2 separate regions of the Homo sapiens genome follow, and region 1 is linked to region 2. Evidence: chromatin contacts called from ENCODE Hi-C or POLR2A ChIA-PET data. All regions are on one chromosome and are shown on one strand. The core of a region is the stretch at or near the end of the contact, and the rest is flanking DNA. Distances in the headings are between cores, read along the strand shown.

Region 1 (4,241 bases), core at 828-3,327, 110 kb before region 2:
AAGCCTTTAAATCTCCGTAAAGCAGCTGTTAGATGAGAAAACTTAGTTCCTTAAAGCTTTTCAAATGAGCACAGCACAAAAAGAAATGAAGGTGCTGCTGAATGTCAAACTGATGAGTACTATAGCTGGAGGGTATAGATGGAAATAGTACTCATGAATGTGGATCACAAAATGAAGCTAAATTCTTACTATTCAGATATGATTTGTTCAGGTGCCCTAGAATTTATGCATTTGGACACCTTCTGTGTATAAGGCACTGTTCTGCATTCTTGATGGGGTGGGGACAGCCTCAGAGAGGTATAAGACACAGTCTTTATCATGAAAGAGCTGAGCACAGTTAACTATAAAAGCGAAGCACATGACATGTATCTTAGAAGGGCTCCTGTTAAGTACCACAGGAGGTCAGAGTAGGGATGTCAGGGCAAGCTACATGGAGGGCTGGCTTTTAGCTGGGCTTGGATGAATGCTTAGAATGTGGACAAGTGGAGATTAGAGAAAAACAGGTCATTCCAGATGGAGAAAACTTACCAGGAGCAAAGCAAGATAAGGCTCGGTGTATTTTTTCTATTTCAGGTAGAAATGTAAATCTACAAGTTGAGATCTATTGAGGTCATTTAAAAATCTATCATTTTTCAGGCTGGGTACTGTGGCTCACGCCTGTAATCCCAGTACTTTGGAAGGCCAAGGCTGGCAGATCACCTGAGGTCAGGATTTCGAGACCAGCCTGGCCAACATGGTGAAACCCCATCTCTATCAAAAAATACAAAAATTCGTCGGGCATGGTGGTGCACACCTGTAGTCCCAGCTACCGAGGAGGCTGAGGTGGGAGAATCGCTTGAACCTGGAAGGTGGAGGTTGTAATGAGCCAAGATTATGCCACTGCACTCCAGCCTGGGCAACAGAGTGATACTCTGTCTCAAAAAAAAAAAAAATGTGTGTGTATATATATATGTGTGTATATATATACACACACATATATGTATATATATATGCGTATGTATATATACACACACACGTGTATGTGCGTGTGTACACACATATGTGTATGTGCGTGTGTACACACATATATGTGTATGTGCGTGTGTACACACATATATGTGTATGTGCGTGTGTACACATATATGTGTGTATACACATATATGTGTATGTGCGTGTGTACACACATATGTGTATGTGTGTGTGTATATACACATATGTGTGTATATGTATATATGTGTGTATATATGTATATGTGTGTATATATGTATATATGTATATGTGTATATATATGTGTATATATATATGAAATTTTTCATAAATTCTTTTCATTATCTATTATCACTGAAATTCCATCATACCATTAAGATACATGCAGAATTGTTCTCACTCATAGGTGGGAATTGAACAATGAGAACACATGGACACAGGAAGGGGAACATCACACACCGGGTCCTGTTATGGGGTCGGGGGAGGGGGGAGGGATAGCATTAGGAGATATACCTAATGTAAATGACGAGTTAATGGGTGCAGCACACCAACATGGCACATGTATACATATGTAACAAACCTGCACATTGTGCACATGTACCCTAAAACTTAAAGTATAATTAAAAAAAAAAGATACATGCAAATTTATGTCTGTTAGGTATTTACCATATGGAAAAACTAAAATAATCAAGAAAGGAAATTCAGTAGGTGGTTGACAGTTTAAATACAAATCACAAATGACATCTTTTTAAATATAACAAGTAGCTTATTTTTAAAGGTGTCACTTACTTTGCAAAGGATAAGGAGAACTGTTATTAAGAATTTACCAGGTTGGAATGGCTAGTGTTTATGGGAGAGAGTTTAGCACAAGACGGAGTGAGACAAGATTGCTGGGGTCTTATTTTGAATCCAGCAGCCAACGCTGTATGGAATAGTGAAAAAGTTGCCTCTTTCTGTGCTTGTTTTCTACTTGGTATCTTTAAGAATGGGCTATTTAGGAGCAAGGAGCCTAGCAGAAAGCATCTGTCAATCTTCTAAAACTTTACCTACAAAAGTTTTACTGGCTTGTGTCCCACCAGTGTGTTTCAAAGCCAGAAAGTATATTGGCCACAAGCACCTGTAGGTGGCTGAGGTGTGACTGTAGTCATCCGTGAGTCATGTTTTCAGTATGTATTGAAATTCCTTATTTGGACTTGATTTCAAAGGTAGAAGGGCCTTTTACAGGTGAAGGAACTGAGATTGAGACACATCAAGAGTCTAGCCTCGAGCTTCTGTTCAGTGTTTTTCCCAAAATTATTGTTTCCTTCTGGTCTGGGACTCTAGAGCAAAGATTGAAAACTGTGGCCCAAAGTGTGAGCCAAATCCAGCCACCATGCGTTTTTTTTAAATCAAGTTTTCCTGGAAAACAGCCAAACCCATTTATTTGGTATTGCCTATGTCTGCTTCCATGCTGCAGTGGCAGAGTTGAGTAGTTACAACAGAGATTGCATGGCCAGCAACACCTAAAACATTTATTAGTTGGCCCTTTACAGAAAACGTTTGATGCTCTCTGCCTTGCAACATTGTGTACGTGGTGGTCAGTGTGCTTGGAATCATAGGTGCAATGTAGGATGCAGACTTAGAAAACAGTGCCCTTGCTCCCAAGGAATTATTTGCACTTTAGATGACAAGGCATGTTTGAGACATGTGAAAGGAACAATAACAAGTTATGTAAGAGAGGAGACAGGTTCTGGACTGCAGGCTATATTTTCAGACCAACCAGAATAGTTACGATAATATCATTAACATAAATAAAATACTAAGTATTTAGCTACGTAAAAGAAACGATTTATTTGCACTTTGGATTATACAGTTCTTCATTCATTGATTCAAAAATTATTGCCAGTCTGCTCATGTGCCAGGCATTGTTCTAGATGATAGGGCACTGCATCTCTAAATGCCAAATTTCGTATCCTTGCTGGTGGAAGGCAATGTCCTCTTGCTTTATGCCATGACACAAACTAAGCTCCTGCTTTAACTATAGACAGCTAAATCTTAAACGAACACTTTTCAGTCAGTTTAGTTTTCTCTTAAAGTACTTTAATTCCGTTAAAACCTGAGCCACCAGATTTCCTGTCTGCCTGTCTCTTCCTTGGCCTTAATCCAAAACTCTGCTGAGGAAGAAGATTCGTTGGTACACTGACAATTGTTTTATAATCCATTCATTTCATAACCCCTCATTTGCTACCCAAAAGTGGGGACCTAAATCTGTACAGATTTACGTGTTCAAAGGCCATGGCCTACCCAAATAGAGAATATCTCCTTTCTTGTGTTTCTCTCACAACTTTTGCTGAAGTCTCTCCATCTTTGTGAACATGAACTTCTCGATTTGTGAGGCTATCGCTGGTCAGTTGGGTCATTAATCCTACAGCAGGCAAGACACAGAATTTCCTCTCAGCTCAAGATCTCTTCACTCCCAACCCTCTTAGAACACACTTCGCAGCAATCCTTGGAATCTTTAAAGGTAGCCTTTTGTGACTTTAAAAAATACTTTTACTATCTCTCAAGGTTACATCCTTAACAGAAACAAAAAGATTCTAATCAGCGAGACATCAAGTCTCTTGCATTGCTTATTTGTCACCCAACTAAAACAATGTACTTTCTTGATTTGGTTTTATTGACTGGATGAATTATATATATACAAAGATTCAATTAGGGAAGCCTCTGAAGTAAGATGAAGAAAAAAGTATGAAACTCCAGAGAAAGCAGTTTGAGGCTTATCCTCAGGGGCTTCAAGGACTGGGAGAAGTCACTGTATTCTGGCATCTTGCTTCTGTCTCCACTTCCTCCCACAGTGTTTAATGCTGCTGTGAATTTGTTTCAAAGGAAGCCTATAGACTTTTTTTTTTTTTTTTAATTTTGTACATGAGCCTCAGGAGCAGCCTTGACAGCTAAAAGACCTCGTAAAAGAGAAGTGTGAAGGGATTGCATGAAAGTGCTGGGGGCAAGTCTCAGCCCTCGGCCTTTGTTGGAAGGTGTGGGGTGTGCAGACACATGTGCACCTTCGCACACATGCATCTGTGCATAAATATCTGTGTTTGCAGGAAAGAAAAGATAGGGTTGTGGGATGTCCCCAGAAGCCACAGGGATTCCAGTGTTTTAGTACCAGGTGAAAGAGCCGCTTCCTCCCACACTATCTCAGGGAGATGCCCTTCTGTAGACCTCTGTAGCCCAGTACCCTCAAGAGCTCCTGGAGACAGATGGCCCCGAACAGTCCTAGGGAAGCAGTGTGGGCC
Region 2 (4,277 bases), core at 95-2,594:
TCTCACGTCTACAGGTCTGCAAGACTGACTGTGGTTCAGCGGCTCTAGGCTGAGCAAGGCTACAGTTCGGCTGTGCTTAACGCCAACCTGTCCTTAGCTCCAGCCTATAGGTTGAGCTGTAGGCAAGCGTGTTCATTCTGGGCCTAAGCTGAGTGGATAACAGCTGCCTGGGGAAAGTTCTTCCCATCATGGTCACTGAGATACAAAAAGATCAAGCTTTAATGCGCAAGCTCTTTTCAAGCCTCTGCCATCACATCTAACAAGTATTCTTTTTGGCCAAACCCAAAGTTAAGGGGCAAGAAGGACACTCCTCCCACCATGAGGTCACAGCAAGGGTGTTGATGAATAATTCTCTTTAAGTGCTGTGATGAATTGAGAATAGCAATTCTATTATCCACTGTGATGGTTAAATCTCCACTGGTTAAATCTTGACCAGTTCCTCTTCTGACTACTTCTGATTTTCTCCTTTGGCTTCCCAGACCACATGCACAACCCCTGCAGGTGAGCCAGAATGCCAAGAAGTCAGCATTATAAGGCTAAATAGAGAAAGAACAAGTTTTCTTTTTGGAAAGTTCCTCCCAACCTGCGATGTGTCAAGACATCACCATTAATTGGAAGGGGACACGATTATGCAAAATAACTGAGTATAAAGAACTTAGAGACAAAAGGGGAGTGAGGGGAGGAAGGAGATGTAGCAGTTTGAACTATACGAGGTTTAAATTAATTTCAACCAAAACATAACAAGCAAAGGATGTTCTCCTGATTATCTTATGTTTACTATTATATTTCAAAGGCAATACATGCTTATTGTGTGTGGGGGGAATCAATCTAGTGAGTAGAAAACACAACCATCTAAAACCCCATCACCCCTAATTAGCTGCCATTCAAATCCTTTATACATGGACTACTTTGGGCATTGGAAATCAAGGTGCTGCTACCTAAACAGTGTCGTGAAAATTTTAAGGCTCTGAGAAAATGTTAAGGCCATTTGAACACCAGAAATTCTTGTTCTCATCTCTCAACTACAAATGCCTAGGTGAGTTCTCGCTTACAGATTTTTTTCAAATTTACAGTATATGCAATTTATTTATTTATTTATTTTTGCAAAAATGGGGTCATCTATTACATACCACTTTTCACATTAGAACAATTTTCCTCATCAACAAAGATATGTCTATATCATCATTTTAAATTCTGCCTTATATTTCATTTATAAATTACCATAAATTACTTAACCAACACCCCATTGATGGAAGTTTAGGTTATTTCCAGTTTTTCACAATTACTTTCTGCATGCATAATAACTCACGTCACTTCATATACAAACTGAGGCATTTATTTTCATTTTCAGATCTAAGAAATCTAAGCAGTGCCTTATTGACAATAAATAGAACCACCCTTGTGGTGTTAAAATGTGGGCAGCAAGAAAGGAAATAGTGTGGTTGGGTGGAGATTAGTCATTTTTGAAAGAGCACGTATGTACATTTTGCACGTTGGTGACAATTCACTCAAAATTTTAAAGAACCCAGCTTAAGTTTTGAATCAGCCTGAAGCACTCCGAACTTCAGATGCTCATCTCAGCCTCTTAAGTCTGCCAACCAAGCTGGAGACAAAACAAGATCTGGCTCCCTGGTGGCCGCCTGGGAATCCTGCCCTTGGCGTCATTTCTGGAAGGGCAAAAGAACCCTACGGACTCTTGTATCACTAGGATAGAAATGCCACCCAGCTCCTCAGCCCATCTCCATCACCATGGCAGTGGGGAGGGGCCTAGGCATTATCAGAATGGGTCAGGACTAGCTCAGAGCCAGTGTCAGGCTGGCTGACTGTAAACTAAGCCAGGCTTTCAAGGGAAGGCTTTTGAAGGAAATAAGCCAACAAAACAGCATCAGAAACTGAGGAACCATTCCTTCTCCAACTCTACCCCCCAAGAGATACCAAGGTCACACAGGATACAGCAGTTGTTGAAATTATTACTGCTATGGAACAGAGCTTTTTTGGCACCGGAAGAAGTCATTCTCTTCTGTCAACCCTCTTTTCCTTTCCCTTGGATTTTCAATCCTCCCCATAGAAAATCAAGACCGCCCAGCAAAGAACATGCTTACCCAAAAGACCACAGTGCCATTCAGAAACAAGAAATTCCAACTCTACCATACATATAACCTTCTATCCATCCTCTGACCTTCTGACTTCATAATGTATCTTCCCAAGATAAATAGATGCATGGCATGTTAAAGCCTAGGAGGACCATGGAGATTGTGTCAATATCTTTATCCTTCAGTGAATAGATGGAGGCCTCAGAGAGGATGAGCAACCTGCCCATGGCCCCACAGAATTGGTGGCAGAGCCCAAGACTGTTGGCCCCCAACCACACTGTCCAGACTTCAAAAGCTGATCCTCTTGCCAATGCCCCCACACTAGTAACAGCCTTTTTGCCTGAATGTCTCTCAGTGATGTCATGAAGACAAATTACTGTCTAGCTGTATGGTTCTTTAGTCCTTGCTGTATGTTATTGTACCTGGCAGGCCCTCATGGAAACTAAGCTGGAAAGAAATGAAGGAGCTCAACTTGGTTAAAACCATTGACAGAACACTCATCCCCCATCTTTTGCTCTCTAGACAACCGCAGGTAAATGTGAGGCGTTTGAGAGAGTTAAGCCTTCTGTATCAGTTAAGCTAAAAGAACAGTTTATTTCATACCCCTAAACTTCACAGGAATAGAACACAAGCTACCAGGCAGCAAGAACAAAGGAACAGACTAGATACATTTATTTTTCAGAAATTTTAAGCCATGGAAGAACAAAAAAAAATTCTTCAAAGAAAATTTAGGGGCAGGGGATTGAAATACATGCAAAACTTATTTTTAGTGCCCTTTACAGATATAAAGTCATGCTGTTCGTTTAGGAACAAAAAAATGCATTATGTATAACTTGTTTCACTCATAAAATTACCATGTTTTGTATATTGATATATTTAGACATTGGGAGATCTGAAAAAAGCATTTTTATGATTTCTTTCCTGGTTATTTTCTCGGGCAAAAGGGAGGTTTTTAAAAAAAAAAAGTCCTCAGTGGAAAAACTTTTCAGAATTTTGAGAAAATTTACAGATTTTAGAGGATTTTTACTTTTCCCAAAATGACTAAGTCATCAGGTTCTCAAGTCATTGAACTCTAATGTGTTCAACCAGCGTCCTCTACTTATCAAGATAATAGCACAACCGGGTTTAGTAATGGTGACCTATTGTGGAACTTTCAAAAGTCCACTGTAGAAGTCCCACAAATTTGAAATTCACTTTGCCCTCCAAGGTAAATCTTTTCTGTTCTTCCCACTGTAGCACTACTTAAAGTCCATTTCTAGAAATGAACTGGGAGAGGTCATAAGTCATTTAATTTAGACCCTACATGAGCACAAATCCTGTCTATACGAGGTCTACAAATGGTCAACTATCCCTTGCTTCTCCACAGTCAATGGTCTAAGGCCTAATTGTCATGCTTTACCATATACATTTATGAATGTGTGATGATCTGAGCCATTTCTGTCTTCCTCACTAGACTGCAGCTGCCATCAGGGCAAGAAGCAAACCTTCTCTGCTGACTATTTTGTCCTGAATGTCTACCAGCAATGGGAACAGAGCAGTAAATCTATGCTCATATCTTCTGAGATAGCTCTTAATATTACAATTTCTCTCTGTGTATTGAACTTATATTACTTTCCCTATAACTTCTATGTACTGAGTGGATTCTGCCCTTCTTGTCCATCTAGATCTTTCACAAGACAGCCCTTCAAATATATGAAACATGTCATCCTCCACTCTTCTCTCCTCTAGGCTAAATATCCTGTTTCTTCAGCTTCTCCTCTAGGCTAAATATCCTCAGCTGTCCCACATGTGGTGTGATTTTTCAGTTCCTTCATTACCTTGGATGCCCTTCTCGGAAGACATCACTGCTCTGGTTCTATAAACCCACACGGCTAACATGGAAGGGGAGCAGTTTCTGGAATGGAAGGTTATTGACATATTAAGCGATCTCCCCCAAAAATGGTTCCAAAGTCTGGGACTAAACCAGAACCCTGTAATGCTCTTTGCCACAAACTGATTGGTGACCAAGTCACCTTCTACAGTTACATAAGGCATTTAGAAAGACACAAGGAACAGATAGAGGAGTGACTGGTGACCAAGACTGCTAGTTGTCCGCTAAAATACATTCTCCCCTTCCTCTATGGCAATACAACCCCTAATTTTTAGCTGGACATGTAGCTGTCTACAGTAAAGGCAGTGTTTCCC

The links. A loop is a pair of places that touch in the nucleus more often than their neighbours do. ChIA-PET counts read pairs that join two places held with the same protein, here RNA polymerase II (POLR2A). Pooled maps may share reads with other maps.
Region 1: a loop to region 2 is called in a pooled map, with 4 times the contacts of the local background. The contact joins two enhancer-like sites. A Hi-C loop is called at or near these places in 2 of 37 single-sample maps with no recorded cell type and 8 of 50 pooled maps. POLR2A ChIA-PET finds 5 or more read pairs at or near these places in 6 of 52 experiments (AG04449, WTC11, activated CD4-positive, alpha-beta T cell and 3 more).

The regions. Positions count from the first base shown.
Region 1 is chr12:11,873,459-11,877,699 of GRCh38, forward strand. The region is part of intron 5 of ETV6 (ETS variant transcription factor 6); the gene reads left to right. Among named protein-coding and RNA genes, the nearest start is that of BCL2L14, 200 kb to the right of the region's middle. RefSeq lists a silencer at 1,989-2,038. Within about 2 kb of position 2,078, at least 5 of the 41 ENCODE cell types and tissues checked have a DNase peak (open chromatin) inside an H3K27ac peak, as active enhancers do.
Region 2 is chr12:11,979,892-11,984,168 of GRCh38, forward strand. No RefSeq gene overlaps it. Among named protein-coding and RNA genes, the nearest start is that of BCL2L14, 89 kb to the right of the region's middle. Within about 2 kb of position 1,345, at least 5 of the 41 ENCODE cell types and tissues checked have a DNase peak (open chromatin) inside an H3K27ac peak, as active enhancers do.